Linked DNA regions of Homo sapiens: regions 1 and 3 are each linked to region 2. Evidence: read pairs that join two places in POLR2A ChIA-PET (ENCODE). Cell type or tissue: HepG2. All regions are shown on one strand. Each heading gives the region's core, and the rest is flanking DNA. Links, peaks and the distances in the headings are about the cores only.

Region 1 (6,836 bases), core at 570-5,569, 57 kb after region 2:
GACTAACAAACTATGATTATTCAGGCTTGGGTATTTGGCGGATATTTTGTCTGAAACAAACAAGAAAACCATTTGACAATATTTGTTACCACTGACAAAATTAGAGCATTAATGCAGAATTTAGAATTAGAATTTTAGAAAACTTGTATCTGTCTTGCATCTGTCACCTTGAGCTTGCAGCTTCCCAAAGCTTAAAGACTTTTTAAAAATAAAATTGAGATAATAAAGAATGTGATTTTTTAGATACTGTATAATAAAACATGTCAACATTTAAAAGAGCTGCGTAACTCAATGAACCAATATTTTCCAGTTGGCAAATGATGTTAGGAAAGCATGCATGGATAAAGATCCATTCAAAGTGCAAGACAGATGATTGGATTTTAGTGTAACAAAGTATGAAAAGTTCATTGATATCATTTCAGATTCTGTGTTGCAACTAATCTTTAAGAAATGACAATTTGTTGAATTTAGTGTAGCATCAAAGAAGAATATCTACAATTATGTGGGAGAAAAAGAAACTAGTAAAATACTCTCCCTTTTTTGATGGAGATCTCCCTGGATCTCCGTCAGCCTTGATTTTCTTTGTATACTTAAACCAAAATGACATATCACAACAGATTGGATATAGAAGCAGATGAAAATCTGTCTTACATTAAGCCACATATTAAAGAGATTTATAAAACTATAAAACAATGGCTTTCTTCTCAATTCTTTTGGAAAGTAAAGTTTTTTTTTTCTTTTTTTTTCAGGAACATAATTATGTTAACATATAATGCACCTTGTTTTTAAATGAAACAGTGAAATTTTAAAGTTTTTTTCACTTTTTATTTCTGATTAGATATTATATATATCATATATATCTCATATAAACAAAAGCTTTGGGGTCCTTGTTAATTTTTAAGTGTAAAGGAGTGAGACCAAAAAGTTAGCAAATGTTATTTTAGGAATAGTGATGATGATACATGTTAGTCATTGTGCAGAGGGCTTTATGTGTGTATTTTCACATTTAATCTTAGAGACTATCCATCTCCATTATAAAATCGAAGAGACAAAGTTTCAGAGAAGTTAACTTGCTCAGGGTTACACAGTTAGTAAGGAAAAGAGTTAGGCATTCAACCCAGTATTCATGGTTTAAAAAGTTCTGGATTATATATGTATTTTTTAGAGAAACAGAGTCTTGTTCTCTTGCCCAGGCTTGACTCAAACTCCTGGGCTGAAGCAGTCCTCCCTCCTCAGCCTTCTGAGTAGCTGAGACTGCAGGCGCAGGCAGTTGTACCAGTTAAAGGTTCTGGTTTTGATATACTGTTGCATACCTCGTCAGGATCTGATGTAGCCTTTGACATAGGCTTATTATGCAAAGAGAATACGCAGTGATTCCCCACTGTTTATCAGAACAATTATTTGAGGCTGACTTTTTGCAGATGGGTATATTGTGCCACACCATCTTATGATCCGATGAGTAGAAATTGCCATAAACTTTCTGAAAAGAAATTTGTCAGTGAGTATCAAAAATTCTGAATGTTTGGATATCTTGTGATCTAGCAATTCCACATTTAGAAATATTTCCTCATGACATAATTGAACAAGTACATACTGATGTATGTTATGTGATGCACGTTGTCGCAGAATGATGGAGAAATAATTCAGAAACTACTTAAATGTCTAAGCCTGGGAGGTTGGTTAAATTAATTATGAATAATGGAATTATTCATTATAAATTATAATGGACTACTTACAGCTACTAAGAATGATAGTTGAGATATTATTGATGTAAATTGTTCATAATACATTGTTTAAATGGTAAAAGTAGTCTGTGAAACTGTAAAAATATATTTATATGGTATGTTAAATGAAGTATATACATAATATATTGTTTAAATGGTACAAGTAGTTTGCAAAACTGGAAGAATATATTTATAGTACATTAGTATGTTGTAGAAGGAAATATATACATTGAAATGTTAACAGTGGTTGTCTCTGAATGGCAAGATTATGGGAAATTTTTCTTTGCTTTGTTTAGTTGTATTTTCTAATTTAAAATTTTAAAAGTTGAAAGCATAACAGCAACTGTGAGCCACAAGAAAGGCTGGCCTGGTTTGTTGATTGATATTAAAATCAATTTTCTAAGCCCTGTCACTTTTAGTGTTACAGGCTTTTGGTGGTTTTTAGTACTGTTCTCAGTGAGTCATAATTTGAAATTAATTATAATCTGTTTGTTGCAGCTTGTATATGAATTTTTCATACGATTTTTGGAAAGCCAAGAATTCCAACCCAGCATTGCCAAAAAATATATAGATCAGAAATTTGTATTACAGGTAAGCAAATTATTGTGGTTGTGTGTATTTGTCATCCAGTTAACACTTTATCTCATTTTCTCTTCATGTTTGTTAAAAAAGTTTTGCAATGACAGTTATATCACCCACAAAATATATATATATATATAAACATAAGTTAATTTCCATTACTGCCTATTAAAAGTAATAGGTACATTTAAGTTTATTTATGGTAGAAATCAATTACATTTTAAATAGCCAGGAATGCTAATGCCTAAATCCCTACAGTTTTCTCTAAAAATTTAATTATAAAGGAATTTCATTTATATAACCTTGGTTTGTGGGAATCGTTATATAGCTTAAAGACTTACATTTGCGTAAGGATTCTTAAAGAAGTGTGGTGTAGATCTGTTAAAACTGAGTAGGCAAGCTCAGACTTCAAAGCATAAGTAACCTGTAATAAATAATCAAAGTCAGGGTACTGATGAGATTTCACTGCTAGAAAATAGCATAGCTTAACATTCTAAAATTTCCCTAAAGGGATTAACTCTCATGTCTCCATTTGGAACATCTCCGGGAACACTTTTTTCCTGACTCCTCATTGTGCATGTTATAACAATGGATCTTCCTTTTTACCTGGAACTTGGGTGCTTTCATGGCACTGAAGTTTTAGGTAACACTTCCTTGCTCCTGTTGTTGATATATTCGTCTCTAAAAATGGGTGCTTGAGCCAAACTGGTGTAGCTCTCTTCTGAGTGACATGTGGGGCATCTAATGTAGGAAAGAATAAATGTTTATCTCCTAGTAAGCCGGTAAGAAGAATTTCAAATTTAAAACATTAATTTGATCTAGCCTGGGCAAAAGAGCAAGACCCTGTCTCTAAAAATAAAATAAAAAGTAAAACATTAATTTGGCAGGAAATTGGTCTCCTGTGCCTTACTGGGATGGGGCTGATAACCTTTGTGATCTCATTTCCCTCCTTAATTAAATTAATACATTTGGAATTTAGGATATATAGGTTGAACCATAGCCAATTTTTTGACTGTTTTTGACACTCAAAACAGCAGTTTCATAGGGTTCAATCCAACAGGGTCAGGCAAGCTTCCAGAGAGCTGAGGGGCATGGAGGCCTCTCTACATCCTAAGTAAGGCTAAGTGGAATTAAACCCAAAGTTCAGATGTCAGCTCAGAGCTGAAAGGAGCTTTGGTGCCTTGCCTGTGCGGCTCATTAGTACCTGTACACCCTATTCCCCTAGGTACATGGGGCGGATCCTTGAGCAATACTTCACATTTAGAGTACTTTGGTACCACACTGGTGAATCCTGGCTCACACTTTAACATGAGAGGGTTTGGAAAAGTGAGGTCTGAAATAGAGATGGAAAGGTAGGTAAATAGATGGATACGTGGATCACGGGGTAAATAGGTAAATTGGTATGGATTGTTATGCCAGGGAAGCATAACTTATTTCAAAAAAAATGTAAGTGATACATAGTAGATCTACATTTTGTATTGGAAAGCCTTGCATGTATATAGTGCTGTCTAATTGTCAGAGCACCTTTGCCTGCGTTAGTTGATTTGTACAACAGTCTTGTAAAGTAGTCATGACTAAATTTTTATGCCCTCCCTCACCCTCCGCCCCATTTTATAGATGCATAAACTGAGGTCTAGAAAGATTATCAAGTTTGCTCAAGCACATTTCCTATTCTGGATTTCTGTCCATCATGCCGTGATGCCTTCTTGTGATTCCCTCACTGTAACTTGGAGTGACTTCAAGGGAGAAGTAGCCCTCACATCTGAAGACTAATGAAATAATAGGGTTCTCCTATTTTTTGTGAATTAATGTGCCTAAGAGGATCAGATAGTAATTCTCTATTAGAGCCTGTATTTAGTTGACATGGAATCAGTAAATCCTATGGTCTTACTATGAAGCCAGTGCTTTTCTTACACAAAAACATCCAGGGCTCAGCCCAGTGTGCTGTCCATGGTAGACAGTACTGAAGATAATGAAACTTATAATACGAAAACATCAGAGAAACCCAGATTTGGAAAGGACATTTTGGGTTATGTATTCTAGTTCTTTAGCAAATTAGTCTCCTTTGAGACCCTTTTTCAGTGAAGAAAAGCCATATACACAGGTAGCTTGTTCCATTTTTGTTAGGAAGTTCTTTTTTTATGTTGAACCTCTCTATGCCTTGTACCCTTTGTCTTTATTCTCCCCAGAATAATTTCTTAGTATATCTGTAGCCCAGACATAACCTTTCAGGTCTTAGAACACAGCTTTTGTGTTCACCCTTTGACTCTTTTTCTCTATAACAGTGGTTGCAATTCAAATGCTCATAGCCTCATACATAGTAAGTCTGAAAGCCAGGGGTCAGACAATAGGATGTAGACTGGTTCCTATTAAATGGGGCTTTGGCTACCCCTCTTCATTCAGTTATCCCCAGACTTTTCTCCTCGCCAATCCCCAAGATAAATAGAAATCCAGATTCTTCTGTGAAGTTTTCTGGTATTACTAAAATCTTGTACAGAATGAACTAGCCCATTTGCCTTCTGGATCTAGCCTACCAGCTGTCAGTATGCATTTTCTCCTCTAGACCGAGTTCTTCGTTCTGTCAACCTTCTCTCATTTGTTAGTTTTGAAGCCTTCAGTATCCTGGTTGTGTCCATTTGTCCTCTAATATGACATCTATATTTGAACAGAATGCCCTGAGCCTGGTCAGCCCAGTGCGGCTTAGAGTTGGCTTTTTCATTCCCTTGTCGTGACTTTAGGTTTCTTAAAGGAAAAGTCTCATGAGCATTTCTTGCTGTAGCATGACATTGCCAACTTATGTTAAGCTTCTGGTTATAGCTGGCTTCTAATTGAGCTTTCTGCATATTGCTGCATGTTTCTCTTCTTTTCCCTTTTTTAAACAAACAGGGTCTTGCTATGTTGCCCAGATTGGGCTCAAGTGATCCATCTCAGTCTTCCAAGTAGCTGAAACTACAGGTGTGCACCACCATGCCTGGCTTATTGTTGGTTGTTACACAGTTGGCTTTTTTATCTAAGTGTAGTACTTGGCATATGTTCCTGTGGAATCATTTATCCCTTATTCATATCTACCTTATTCACTGTGTCTTCCATCTTTATGACATCTGTAACCTAAATATGCTATCGGCCTCATCTAAGTCATTGATTAAAATTGTTTAACTAGGATAAAACACTACCTATTGGGTACAGTGCACACTATTATATATGGGTACGCTAAAAGCCCAGACTTCACTGCCATGCTTCTAGTAGTCTATTTTGTGTTGCTGTAAAGGAATTCTTGTGGCTGGGTAATTTATGAAGAAAAGAGGTGTATTTGGTTCATTGTTCTTCGGACTGTACACGAAGCATGGCACTAGCATCTGCTTCTGGTGAGGGCCTCAGGAAGCTTATAATCATGGTGGAAAGCAAAAGGGGAGCATGTGTGTCACGTGGTGAGAGAGGAGCAAGACAGAGGGGGCAGAGGTGTCAGGCTTTTTTTTTTTTTTTTTTTTTTTTTAAACAACCACATCTCACGGTAGCTAATAGAGTGAGAACTCACTCATTACTTCAAGGACAGCACCAAGCCATTCATGAGGGACCCACCTCCATACCTCCATGATCCAGATACCTCTCACTAGGCCCCACCTCCAACACTGGGGATCACATTTCAACACGAGATTTGGAGGGAACAAAAACCAAACTATATCAATGCAATATATCCATGTAACACAACTGCACTTGTACTCCCAAAACTATAAAAATAAAAATAATTTTAAAAAAAAGAAAAAGTTGTTAAACTAGCCAGGGTTGAGATAGGAGCCTTTAGAAATTCCCTATATTACACAGCTTCATCATTAATCAGTAATCTTTGAGTTTTATCCTTGATCCAGAAATTTACTAGTATATTATCATCCTTCCTGCATTTCTTAATTTTGGTTGTATGGAGAACATAGAGACTATTAGATGCTATGGTAAAAGCCAGGACTCTGTGTTTATAGCATTACTGTCATCTATAGGCCTTGTAACTTTATCATAAAAAGGAATGCCATTTATCTGCCATGTGGTATTAGTGAACGTCTAGAGCTAGTGCTGTTTACTGATGATCCTGCCCTAAGTGCTTGCAAACCATGGGTTTGTTCATCTGTCCTAAAATTTTGCCAGAGACAAGAAATAAAGTGTCAGTGGTGAAGTTCATTTATATACTTTATGTTTTCAGCCCCTTCCTCATTTTTCCAATTGTTGCCTTCTTTACTTTCCATCTGCTGGATCTGTTATAAATTTGACCTTCACACCAGGGCTCACCCCAGTTCCTGAATGAATTGTGAAAGTGGCAAGCAGGGGTATTGGCAGAATCAGCACCACCATTGAGAGCTTGAATGAAATCATCTGACTAATCAGTGCATTAACTGCCATGTTGGGAATAAGCCCTGGGCACCTGTTAGCTCCCATTTTCCAGAATACCCTGCTCATTCATGTTGGTAATCTGTAAGTTGGCCTCCTGTCCTTTTCCTTACCCTTTAGTCTGCTGATGACTTACCTTCGCTCCCGGTGCCTTCT
Region 2 (6,836 bases), core at 795-5,794:
GGTGCAGTTGTGGTTCACTGCAGCCTCGACCTCCCTGGGCTCAAGCCATCCTCCCATCTCAGCCTCCCGAGTAGCTGGGATTATAGGAGCACACCACTGCGCCCAGCTGAGGTGCCCACATTTCTATCTCCACCTCACTCTTTTCAGACTTTGGTCTTGTATATACAATACATTTCCATGTATATGTCTTATAAACATCTCTAATGTAACACATTGTCAGTGTAACACTTGATTTCCCCCACCAAACTATTTCTTCCCTCTTTTACTTGCTGACTCCTCTGTTCACCCAGGTGCTCAAACCAGACAACCCGGCTCCCACCCACTGAACGTGGAGAAGTGGGGCAAGTGCCAAGAGTCACCTTTGATCCCTCTCTGTCTGTTAGTCACTTTTCACCTCTGTATTCTCCCCCCAGAGTAGTTTCTATCAGCAAGCACAATTGATTCTACCAATTCTTCTTCCAGTAAATTATCTCTAATTTGTCCACTTTGTCTCCAATCCTTCCCACGATTCTGTAACAGTTGCCTCCTATGTAGCTGTAGTCTCCTAACTGGTGTCCCTGTTTCTTATCTTGCCTCTTTTCCATTCATTCAACTCATTGTGACCAGAGTGATCTTTTTAACAATACAAATCATATGAATGTCTCTCCCTCAGGTTTTAATAATACAAACCATGTGCTCACTCCAACTTTAATACTGTCATGATTCTTTACTGAATCCGGAATTAAATCCAGGTTCCTTCTCTTTACCTTTCACTATTTTCTTTTCACCTTGGCTTTTCTATTGCAATTTTTCTGACATCACTAATTAGAATTTAATGTTAAAGTCAAATGCATGTGGGTTAAAACTCCCAAGTTTCTAAAAACTTTAAGAGACTTGATTTTCTCTCTCCATGTCATCCCCTTTTCCTGTTACTCTTCTTCATTTAATAAAATCCACACCAAAACCAAATTACAATTAGCCCTGTCTCAGCCTCTTGAGTCTGATTGCATCAGACATTTCTCAGACTTCCTAGAGAGCTGTTTTGGTTGTTTCATTAGCATTTAGAGGCATTTCTTTAAAATTACGGAAGGTTTTACTCTTGTATATCTTTAGTACACTGTTAGCACTGGGAAATGTCTCAGAGCTTTACTTCTTGTTTTTGCGGGCACTTCATCATCTTGGTTCTCTGTCCCTTCCTATCCTGAGTTTTCTGCCTCATTGTTGAGTTTTCTTTAGCTTGTCTCTAGCTGCCCCATGGTTCCATTTTTAACCTTCTGTTCTTCGTTTTCCCCTTACTCAGTCATTGAGCTTATCTGTTCCTTTGATTTCAACTTTCACCTTTATGGGAAAACTCTGGAATCTCTACCGTTTAATTTATAGCCCCTTGTTTCCAGTCCTATTTCGAGTCTTTTTCTCCCTTGGAGTTACCTCACATTCTGTTGTTGCCACTACAGTTCATGAACTTCCTTGACTAACTTCTCTGTCTGATTGTTTCATTTTTACCAACAGTATCATCATTCTTCCAACCTGGAAACATTAGTAATCTTTGACTATCTTTCCTTTCTGTTATATCTAATGTAATTTAAAAAATCCCTTTGTTTCTTACCTTCTGGTATCTCAGCTTCTTTTTCTTCTATTCTTCCACGGCCATCAACTTCGTATAAGCCCTCATAACTCTTCATACTTGGTTCTGATGACATTGTTTTTGGCTAATTTGATTGCCTCCCTTCAGCCCCCGCTAAAACACTTCTCATTATGTTTGCTCCTGTCCCACATTTCTGTGTTGTCAGCCACATGAAACCCAGGTTACCCTGCAGTTTGTAAAGTCCTTTCTGGCCAGGTATGTCCTCATTCCTCCCTCTCATTTCCCACTCTTTCTAGTCACCTGTCTTCCATGCCCTAGACATGCATATCTTCTTATAATTTCTCCCATAATGTGCTCACTCTCACCTCTGTGCTGTTCTTGTCTAAAATATCTTCCACCTTTCCTTTGTTTATTCCTTGTTCTATTCATGCTTCCTTTCTGTCCCATCACTAGCTGAAAGCAATTCAACCTAACTGGCTTTCTAATTGACCTTAGGCTGTGCTGGTGATAATACAGGTTTGAACTCTCAGTTAGACTCCAAATCATATGCAAGTTCAACAAATGTCAGGTGTTCAAAACAAAATGAAACAACCAAACTTCTGTGTCATTACATTTTCCTGAACAGTAAATTAAATCCAAACAAGGTTGAAGTCTTGAAGTAAGCCAGCTTTAGTGCAAAGGAGAAGGCTGGAAGGTTAGAGAAGACTTTGAATCATCTTTTGAGAGACTTAACACTAATGTAAAGGGGTCCTTTATTTTATTTTTTTTTGAGATGGAGATTCACTCTTGTCACCCAGGCTGGAGTGAAATGGCGTGATCTCAGCTCATTTCAACCTCCGCCTCCTGGGTTCAGCCGATTCTCCTGCCTCAGCCTCCTGAGTAGCTGGGATTACAGGCGCCTGTCACCATGCCCGATTAATTTTTGTATTTTTGGTAGAGATGGGGTTTTGCCATGTTGGCCAGGTTGGCCTTGAACATCTGACTCAGGTGATCCACCTGCCTTGGCCTCCAACAGTGCTGGGATGACAGGCATGAGTCACTGTGCCCAGCCTAAGGGGGCTTTTAAATATTAACAGAAATAACAGGCCAGCTGGAGAATCTTTCTAACCCTTGGTAGTTGCATTTTGCTTGGTACAAAGAGGAGATAGATGACAGAATGCTTGTCTTCCTCAATCTATGTTAAAGAGTCTGTTAGGAAGATTAGGAAGATTAACCCTTCCAGATGGTCCCTCCAGTGTACGTTGTAGATATTAGATGAAAACAAAAATGATCAGTAGTGATAAGCCAGCTCTCATTAGTCTTTAGCAGAGGTGGGATAGTGTACAGGTGCCAGATTGTGGAGGTCTGAAGCTCAGCAGGGCCCCCTTTCCAGCTGTGTGATGGTGGGCAAGTTGCTAAATATCTTTGGGCCAATTTTTATATGTAAAAATAAGGTTGGTAATACCTACCTCACAGCATTGTAGAAAGGATTAAAGGAGTTAATACATGTAAACTCCTTATAATAGTGACTGCCACAGAGTAAGTGCTTACTAAGTTTTTACTATTATTATGTATACATGATATGACTGGGAAGGGATGACTCATTCAAGATTTTCAGAAACTATTTATTGTGAAACAGGAAATGGCTCTTTAGAATGCGTATCTTTTTCTAATACCTGACCTGTCTTCAGTGACTCTTGTTTATTTTGGGTTATTCATTCATTAATTAACAAGTGTATTTTGACATTGCTTATAGTCAAGATCCTGAAAGAGTGTATTGTCTGTAGGAGATCATGATATTTTCAATAGAGGATAGATTCTGAAAACTTGTGAGAGTTGTATGAATGAGGTTCTTCTGGCCCATCTGGGTCTATGAACAATCTATACATAAGACATCTGGTTTTATCAGAAATTTGAAACTTACGCATTTTTATGTGTACTCTCCATTCTCAAAGAGAGCCTGGTGCGTGTTTTTGCAGATTTATGTAATATGAGAGTTTCTGGAATCTAGATGAATGTCATTCAGAGTGGTCTCTCTTGAACTTGCCCCACTTGGCTTTTTTCAAAGAAATGTTGTCATCTGCATGCTATGCTTGCTTTGGACTTCAGGGTGGGGTAAAAAATGGCTCAGAAGCTATTGCTTGGTCACCTTTGTAATATCAGGGTGCATTAATGGTACAAGCAAGCAATGTAGATTGTCAAAATTTCAGAATTAGACATTTTATCTTTTTATTAGGATGCTGTAATTTTTTTTTTTTTTTTGTAGAGACGGAGGTCTTTCTGTGTTGATCTTCCCACCTCAACCTCCAAAAGTGTTGGGATTATAGGTGTGAGCCATTGTGCTCAGCCACGTTTTTTTTTTTTTTTAATCTGTTGATAAAGGCTTGTTTTTATGATCCTGTGAAAGTAGATTAGGTGTCAATAGAGTCTTCAGATAATTTGCTTGTTTTATGCTGGAAATTCCTATTAAAATTATGCAATTGGATGAAGCCATTTTGTTATTGTCACTATGAAGTATTTTTTAATAATATAAATATGTTCTTCCTAGAGATAACCCCTTAACCCTTTAGTAGACAGGATAATCAATCACCACATTATCAGAGGGCAAGTCGGTTTTTTTTTTTTTTTAAACTTATGGAAAGGTTATGAGTGCAGAGTGTGATTGTGGAATACTGTGTGCCTTGGGGTTGGAACTGGGCTATAAGTAGGGAGGTAGGAGGCTGGATGCAGGGGCTCACACTTGTAATCCCAGCACTTTGGGAGGTCCAGGCGGCAAGGATCCCTTGAGCCTAGGAGTTCAAGACCACCCTGGGTAACATAGTGAAGCACTGTCTTTACAAAAACTACAAAAATTAGCTAGGTGTGGTGGTGCATGCCTGTAATCCCAGCCACTTGGGAGGCTGAAATGGGAGGATTGCTTCAGCCAGGGAGGTCGAGGCTACAGTGTGCTGTGACTGTGCCACTGCACTCTAGCGTGGGTGACAGAGTGAGACCTTGTCTCAAAAAAAGTGGGGGGTGTGGGGAGGTAGGAGATGAGGAGGACAAAAATCATTGTTTATTCTTTATAATCCTACTGCCACATTTATCTGTCCAAATAAATGGAGAGGAGGAAGTATTTCATTTTGGTGTAAAATTATCCCTTCTGGTTCTTTGTAGTGAAGTTGTTTTTACACGTTAGCCATTGACCCAGAATAATAAAACTGAATATCTTGCAGCCTTGGTTCTCTTACAGGTAAAATGGGAATATTAACATGTATTAGGCAGGAATTTTGTAAGATTTTAATGGGAGGATATAATGAAGGACCTAAGCTGGAGGTCCATTTCCTTGTCAGGTGCTTTTTTCTTTTCTGTCTCTCAACTTGGTCCATGAAATTCAGATACTTTACTTGATTTTTTTGAAACGGAGTCTTGCTCTGTCGCCCAGGCTGGAGTGCAGTGGCACGATCTCGGCTCACTGCCAGCTCCGCCTCCCGGGTTCACGCCATTCTCCTGCCTCAGCCTCCTGAGTAGCTGGGACTACAGGCGCTCGCCACCACGCCTGGCTACTTTTTTGTATTTTTTTAGTAGAGATGGGTTTTCACCGTGTTAGCCAGGATGGTCTTGATCTCCTGACCTCGTGATCAGCCCGCCTCGGCCTCCCAAAGTGCTGGGATTACAGGCGTGAGCCACCGCGCCCGGCCACTTTAATTGTATTTTTTGCCATTATTAATAGGTGCAAATCTTGCTTCCCCCTGGACTGTACTTTTTTTGAGAGTAGATCCATTTGTTTTCATTCTTTACAACATATGCCCTTATAATATCTTCTTGTACCTTTTTTTGTAATGTAAAATGTTTTAACTTTTATATTTATCTATATGGTCATTTAATTAGGGTTTCTCTCCATTTGGTCTGTAAGCTTCATGAAGGCTAAGAACATGAAGTTTGGTTTTGCTTAATAGTGTATATTTATAGCCTAGACTAGTGCCTGGCATGTAAAAAGTGTTCTGTAAATATTTGTGGAATGAATGAATGAATGATTAAGTTAAACATGGTAGATTCTAAACAAATTCGTGTTGTGGGAAGGTTGAAACCACCTATCATATCCCTTCCAGACTTAGTCTGAACCCTTCTAGGAGGCAATTAAAAGTTTGCAAAATTTTAGTTAAGTCCTTAGATCTCTAAATAACAGAGTGTGTGGGGAAAAGAAAGGTTTAGAGATACTTTGAAGTGGTTTAGTATTTTATGTTATTTTAGTGGGAGGTTAATACTGTTTGTTTTGAATATGTTGTAAAGAACTCTAAGTGTAAGTTACTATTATTACTTTTAGTTAGTATATATAAGTATTAATATTTGTGAGTATGATACTAATTTAAAATTTTGGCTCCAAGGACAAAGCTGTCGAACATTGCTTGTTTATTTATTTCCTTTGCACATTTTGCATAAACCTGATTATATCAGAAGAAGCCTTGATGTGTGAGACCCAAGTGGTATCCTTGTTTTGGCAGTGCTCATCCAGATTGTTGCAGTCTTCATAAATTCTAGCTTCTCTGTCCCAGATGCTCTGTTTGTCATTCATTCTTCCATCCAAATGCTAACTCTCTTCACCCTTCAGGAGTTTGACACGTTGCTGATGCATGTACTGATAGCTGACTCATCTCACCTATTGAGTCAGCATCTTACCTTTCCTCTAATCAAGTTACAACTTTATTTTGAAGTTATTTCACTGGGTATTATATTAGTAGGTCAAGGTCAATATTATTTTCTTCAAATATGCTTACACAACCAGACATACCAAAAAGGGAGGGGAGATCTATATGTATCAACAATTTATATTGTTCATTTTTGAAAAAAAAGACTGGCATTGTGTTTCACACAATGCCTAGAATATGGAAAATATTCAGTAAACATTCTGTGTCTTAAACGCTCGTGCTATCACTGTGACAAAGCTACTGTTTTTAGGCTCATTTTGTAAAAGATACTAAGGCTCAGCAGTGCTTTTTAACAACAACATTAATTTAGCAGTTAAAGTTTATTGAGCACCAAATGTGTCCCAGATACTCTTCTATGTGTTTTTATTTTTATGTACTCACTTAATTCTTAAGTAAACTCTGTGGGGTAGGTGCTGTTATTATACCCTCATTTATAGATGAGGAAACTAAGGGCTAGAGACTCACCTAAGCTTTTCCAGCTAGGAAGTGGCAAAGCTGACCTTGGACTCCAGGCAGTCTAACTCTGTAGCCCATCGTCTTAGCTGTCACACTATACTGCCCAAAATTGCCCAGCTGGAGCCTGATTGGAACCCAGGTCCCCTGAT
Region 3 (6,836 bases), core at 738-5,737, 120 kb before region 2:
GCCTGTAATCCCAGCACTTTGGGAAGCCGAGGCGGGATGATCACAAGGTCAGGAGTTCGAGACCAGCCTGGCCAATATGGTGAAACACTGTCTCTACTTAAAAAATACAAAAATTAGCTGGGTGTGGTGGCAGGCGCCTGTAGTCCCAGCTACTCGGGAGGCTGAGGCAGGAGAATCACTTGAACCCAGGAGGCGGAGCTTGCAGTGAGCCGAGATCGCTCCACTGCACTCCAGCCTGGACGACAGAGCGAGACTCTGTCTCAAAAAAAAAAAAAAAAAGTGTAAATTGATGCACCTATTCTGGAGAGCAAGAACATACCTAAGTGTTCATGTACTCTCTGACCTAGCAATTGCACTGCTTGGTGTAATATCCTAAAGAGATTTTCATAAAGGTCCATTATTGGGAATTATTTTTGACATCATGGGGTCGGAGACAACCTGGATATCTACACCTGGAGAGAGGTAAAAATGTGGTGGATGTAGACAATGAAGTAACAATAGTTAAAAACCACAGACAAGATGTACACTTAGCCATATGGCTCAATCATAAAAAATAGTACCCAGTGAAAGCAGTAAGAATGCATGTGTGGGGAAAATCATTTATATTAATTAAAATATTACAACTAACAGTTCACTTTATGCAAGAACTCATAACAATTTTATATATTAACACCATAGAATGGTTACCTGGCATGGGGGAGAAGGGAATGGGAGCGGGTATAGAAATAAAACGGAGGGAGTTGGGCGGATCATTTGAGGTTGGGAGTTCAAGACCAGCCTGGCCAACATGATGAAACCCCATCTCTACTAAAAAATACAAAAATTAGCCAGGCGTGGTGGTGCACACCTGTAATCCCAGCTACTCGGGAGGTTGAGGCAGGAGAATTGCTTATACCTGGGAGGCAGAGGTTGCAGTGAGCCGAGATGGTGCCACTGCACTCCAGCCTTGGCAACAGAGTGAGACACCGTCTCAAAATTTAAAAAAAAAAAAAAGAAGGAAAAAGGGAGGAAGACAGAGGGAGAAAGAGAAGAAATTTGAAAAGAAAGTCACTTTGAATGAATATTGGTGTGTTTGGGAGCTAGTAATAGGCATACAGAAAACATACAAATGTGGCCAGACTAAGTGGCTCACTTCTGTAACCCCACCACTTTGGGAGGCTGAAATAGGAGGATCACTGGAGTTCAGGAGTTCGTGACCAGCCTGGGCAATATAGTGAGACCCTGTTCCTACATAAAATTTTAAAATTCCAGCGAGGCATGGTGGCTCATGCCTGTAATCCCAGCACTGTGGGAGGCTAAGGCAGGTGGATCACCTGAGGTCAGGAGTTTGAGACCAGCCTGCCCAACATGGCGAAAGCCTGTCTCTACTAAAAATACAAAAATTAGTTTGGTGTGGTGGCAGGAACCTGTAATCCCAGCTACTCAGGAGGCTGAGGCAGGAGAATTGCTTGAACGTGGGAGGTGGAGGTTGCAGTGAGCCAAGATCGCACCATTGCACTCCAGCCTGGGCAACAGAGTGAGACTCCATCTCAAAAAAACAACAAAAAAAATTATCTCACATAAGTTCAGAAGTAGGACATTTCCAGGATTGGTTGTGAGCAAGAATCCAAATTCTTACCTTTTTTCTTTTTGGGGAGTTGGGGTCTCACTGTGTTGCCCAGGCTGGTCTTCAACTCCTGGGCCTGGGGGATCTTCCCACTTCAGCTTTCCAAGTAGCTGGGACTACAGATGACTGCCACCCCACCCAGCTCTCCATTTTTTTGTTCTGCAAATCTTCAGCTTGTCAGCTAGTTACCTTCAAGTTCATAAGATGACTGTAATAGTGCCAGTGATCATGTCCACATTCAACAACATCCAGTGGAAGAGGGTCTGTTTCTTTGCCTATGATTCTCGTTGTTTTTTCTTTTTTTAGACAGAGTCTCATTCTGTTGCCCAGGCTGGAGTACAGTGGCACAATTAGCTCACTGCAGCCTCGAACTCCTGGGCTCAAGTGATCCTCCTGCTTCAGCCTCCCAAAGTGTTGGTTTACAGGTGTGAGCCAATGTGCCCAACCAGGAGAAAATCTTGTACCTCTTGTGAACTCACTTTCAACACTGCTTTAGTCCAACTACCACCACAATTACCACTGAGCCTCAAACTCTTTCCCCAACTGGTCTCAAGTGGCCCCAACAACTCATGTCCTTGCCTAATTAGCGAGCCTGTATTTCTGTATACACATCTGTGCATCACTGCTCCCTTGCTCTCTAAGTGAGAAAATTCAGAAAGAAGCTGAAAACAAGGTCTACAAAATAGCAAGAATTAAAGGTAACTCTGATGTAGATAACGTTATCTTGGCAGGGCACAGTGGCTCATGCCTGTAATCCCAGTACTTTGGGAGGCGAAGGCAGGCAGATCGCTTGACCCCAGGAGTTTGAGACCAGCCTGGGCAAAACAGCAAAACCTCGTCTCTGTCTCTCTCTCTCTCTCTCTCTCTCTCTCTATATATATATATATATATGCACAAAAATTAACCTGGTGTGGTGGCGCACACCTGTAGCCCCAGCTACTTGGGAGGCTAAGGTGGGAGGATGGCTTAAGCCCAGGAGGCAGAGGCTGCAGGCAGCTGAGATCATGCCACTGCACTCCAGCCTGGGTGACAGAGCCAGATCCTGTCCCAAAAACAAAAACAAAGATAACATGATCTTGAGCTGTGGAAATTATTAGATTGCATATTCTATTGGACAGTGGCACCTAGGTATTATTTGTTGTTTTTGTATTTGTTGCTATTTTTATTTACTTAAAATCTGCCTCTTTTTTCTTCTCTGATACTACTTTTATGAGTTTATACTATTAATTTGTTTTCTCTTTAAAGATCTGATCACGGCCAGGCACAGTGGCTCACGCCTGTAATCCCAGCACTTTGGGAGGTGGAGGCAGGCATATCACGAGGTCAAGAGTTCGAGACCAGCCTGACCAACATGCTGAAACTCTGTCTCTACTAAAATTACAAAAATTAGCCAGGCGTGGCAGCACGTGCCTGTAGTCCCAGCTACTCGGGAGGCTGATGCAGGAGAATCACTTGAACCAGGGAGGCGGAGGTTGCAGTGAGCTGAGATCGTGCCACTGGACTCCAGCCTGGGCAACAGAGCAAGACTCCGTCTCAGAAAAATAAATAAATAAAAGGCCGGGCGCGGTGGCTCATGCCTGTGATCCCAGCACTTTGGGAGGCCGAGGTGGGCGGATCTCAAGGTCAGGAGTTCGAGACCAGTCTGCCCAGCATGGTGAAACCCCATCTCTACTAATAATACAAAAAATTAGCCGGGCATGGTGGTGTGTGCTTGTAGTCCCAGCTACTGGGGAGGCTGAGGCAGGAGAATTGCTTGAACCTGGCAGGTGGAGGTTGCAATGAGCCAAGATTGTGCCACTGCACTCCAGCCTAGGTGACAGAGCGAGACTCTGTCTCAAAAAAAAAAAAAAAAAAAAAAGATCTGATCACTGGAAAACCCTACCTTCCTTTAAAAAACTTGAAGTTCAGGGCTGGGCGCAGTGGATCACACATGTAATTCCAGCAGTTTGGAAGGCCAATGCCGACCGATTGCTTGAGCTCAGGAGTTTGAGACGACTAGCCTGGGAAATATAGTGAGACCCCATCTCTACAAAAAACAAAAAAACTAGCCAGGTGTAGTGGTGTACATCTGTGGTTCCAGCTACTCAAGAGACCGAGGTGGTTGGATCACTTGACCTGGGAGGTTGAGGCTGCAGAGCACCGTGATCACACACTGCGCTCCAGCCTGGGTGACAGGGAGAGACATTGTCTCAAAACAAAACCAAAAAAAAAAAAAAAAACAATATCTGGAAGTTCAGCCATTGCTCTAAAGGAGTAACATATTCATCCAACTTTATTAGGTGACTTCCCCAATAAGTTATTGAAAGCAATAGTGTAAATGTTAGTTGGTCCACTGTTATTTCACTATTATTGTACTAGCAGACTGGTCCACATGAAAACATAGAGAAATAAGAAATGAAATAAATAGTCTGGGCACGGTGGCTCATGCCTGTAATCCCAGCACTTTGGGAGGCTGAGGCGGGCGGATCACGAGCTCAGGAGACTGAGACCATCCTGGCTAACACGGTGAAACCCCATCTCTACTAAAAAAAATACAAAAAAATTAGCCGGGTGTGGTGGCGGGCGCCTGTAGACCCAGCTACCTGGGAGGCTAAGGCAGGAGAATGGCGTAAACCCAGGAGGCAGAGCTTGCAGTGAGCCGAGATCGCACCACTGCACTCCAGCCTGGGCGACACAGTGAGACTTTGTCTCAAAAAAAAAAAAAAGAAAAAAGAAATAAATACATATTACATACATATTTGCTTTCAACTGCCTCTTACCAGCTGGATTACAAAGAAAACCAAAGCCAAGTATTTTCCTTCCTTCCTTTCTTCCTTCCTCCCTTCTTTCCTTCCTTCCTTCCTCCTTTTAAGACAGTGTTTTACTCTGTCATTCAGGCTGGAGTGCAGTGACACCATTTACAGGCATGCATCACCATGCCCAGATAATTTTTGTATTTTTTGTAGAGACGGTTTCAACATGTTGCAAGGCTAGTCTCGAACTCCTGATCTCAAGCAATCCACCCACCTAGGCCTTCCAAAGTACTAGGATTACAGGCATGACTCAAGCTCCGCTCCTAAGTATTTCAAGAGAAAATTGCACTAAAAATAATTGAGGCCAGGTGCGGTGGTTCACGCCTGTAATCCCAGCACTTTGGAAGGCCAAGCCAGGCAAATCACAAAGTCAGGAGTTCGAGACTAGCCTGGCCAATATGGTGAAACCCCATCTCTACTAAAAATACAAAAAAAAAAAAAAAAAAATTAGCTGGGCGTGGTGGCGCACGCCTGTAGTCCCAGCTGTAGTCCCAGCTACTCGGAAGGCTGAGGCAGAATAACTGCTTGAACCCGGGAGGCGGAGGTTGCAGTGAGCTGAGATCGCACCACTGCACTCCAGCCTGGGCGACGGAACGAGGCTCCGTCTCAAAATAATAATAATAATAATAATTCAAATAACAGCTTTTTGGTTTGGAATTTGGTATTCTAGTTGAATTACACTAACAGATCGTCAGGTTGTAGTTGTTTTGTTTGCTTTGTGTTTTACTGCTAAATTTTATTTGAACTGTTTTCTGTGATGAAAATGCTGAAGAAAAGTTTGTAGCCCCAAATCTGACATTGGATCAAATGCCTTTTTTAAGTTGAATTGTTTATTGTCAACTTGGCATCACAAACACCCCCATTTTAAGGGTTTCTCTGCATTGCAGAGAATCTAGGAACTGCGTTTCTCAGAACCTCTTTCCTATCCAGTTTAGTCTGACACATCTACTAATAAGAGGCATTCATGTGAGTATTGAAAGGTCAAAAAGAAATGAGGCTATTATAGGCCAGGTGCAGTGGCTCACGCCTGTAATACTAGCACTTAGGGAGGCCTAGGCGGACGGATCACCTGAGGTCGGGAGTTCGGGATCAGCCTGACCAACATGGGAGAAACCTCGTCTCTACCAAAAATACAAAAAAAAAATTAGCCCGGCGTGGTGGCGCATGCCTGTAATCCTAGCTACTCCAGAGGCTGAGGCGGGAGAATAGCTTGAACCCGGGAGGCGGAGGTTGCGGTGAGCCAAGATGGCGCCATTGTACTCCAGCCTGGGCAACAAGAGCAAAACTCCATCTCAAAAAATAAATAAATAAATAATAAATGAGGCCATTATTATATAAAGACAAGTAAAGGCAGATAACTGGGCATATATGAATTTTAAGACAGCTTCTAGTTGAGCTTCTAGAGAACTATTTTTTATGCTGCTACAGATTATGATTTCGTAGAAGTCTGTGAGATTTACCACAAATTCAAGAGAAGGTCTTAAGAACTTAACAACTACCTACTCCAGTGCTGTAGGTCTGATATTTGATATTCTAGGAATTACAATGTTTATGTAAGCCTTTAATTGATTGTATTAAAATTATTCATGAAGGGGCTGGGCATGTGGTGCAAGCCTATAGTCCCAGCTACTCAGGAGGCTGAGATCGGAGGATCGCTTGAGGCCTGGAGTTCAAGGTTGTAGTGTGATGTGATTGCACCTGTAATAACCACTGCACTTCAGCCTGAGCAACATAGCAATATCTCATCTCTAAAAAATATGAAATTAATTAAAGAAAAATCATGAAAGGAGGAATCATCTTTGGGGAAAAATAATATCATCTGGGCCACGTGTGTGTGCACACATACACACAAATGTCTGACATTCAATACTAAATAGGCATGCAAAAAGACAAAACCGGCCGGGCGTGGTGGCTCACGCCTGTAATCCCAGCACTTTGGGATGCTGAAGCAGGCGGATCACCTGAGGTCGGGAGTTCGAGACCAGCCTGACCAACATGGAGAAAGCCCATCTCTACTAAAAATACAAAATTAGCTGGGCGTGGTGGCACATGCATGTAATCCCAGCTACTCGGGAGGCTGAGGCAGGAGAATTGCTTGAACCCAGGAGGCGGAGGTTGCAGTGAGCTGAGATCGCGCCATTGCACTCCAGCCTGGGCAACAAGAGCAAAACTCCGTCTCAAAAAAAAAAAAAAAAAAAAAGACAAAACCATAGACTGATAATCTAGAGGGAAAAACATACAATAAAAGGAGATCCAGATATTAGCATTTGCAGAAAAAGGCTTAAAATAATAATTTAGGAACTTCCTGAATGAAAAAAAATTTAAAAATAATTACTGATTAACATATGAAACATTTAAAAAGATGAAAAGGTGGATAATTTCAACAGTAACATTAACATATCTATAAAAATTCAAACGGACATTCTGTCACTAAGTTA

The links. Peaks named below come from ENCODE experiments on the same cell type or tissue, not always from the same donor. Only the 100,000 strongest peaks of a DNase experiment are listed, where the experiment ranks them.
Region 1: POLR2A ChIA-PET joins it to region 2 with 5 read pairs; 5 of 35 experiments call an interaction of 5 or more read pairs at or near these places.
Region 3: POLR2A ChIA-PET joins it to region 2 with 8 read pairs; 3 of 35 experiments call an interaction of 5 or more read pairs at or near these places.

The regions. Positions count from the first base shown.
Region 1 is chr14:63,410,619-63,417,454 of GRCh38, reverse strand. PPP2R5E (protein phosphatase 2 regulatory subunit B'epsilon) reads left to right here. Exons shown (of 14, transcript NM_006246.5): 5 at 2,223-2,315. Among named protein-coding and RNA genes, the nearest start is that of GPHB5, 95 kb to the right of the region's middle. In HepG2, for the core only: no CTCF peak of the experiment used is centred there; no DNase peak of the experiment used is centred there.
Region 2 is chr14:63,467,798-63,474,633 of GRCh38, reverse strand. All of the region lies in intron 2 of PPP2R5E (protein phosphatase 2 regulatory subunit B'epsilon), which reads left to right. Among named protein-coding and RNA genes, the nearest start is that of PPP2R5E, 72 kb to the left of the region's middle. RefSeq lists an enhancer at 2,900-2,979. In HepG2, for the core only: no CTCF peak of the experiment used is centred there; DNase peaks (open chromatin) are centred at 2,613, 3,273 and 3,573; H3K4me3 peaks cover 663 bases.
Region 3 is chr14:63,585,870-63,592,705 of GRCh38, reverse strand. No RefSeq gene overlaps it. Among named protein-coding and RNA genes, the nearest start is that of PPP2R5E, 46 kb to the right of the region's middle. In HepG2, for the core only: no CTCF peak of the experiment used is centred there; no DNase peak of the experiment used is centred there.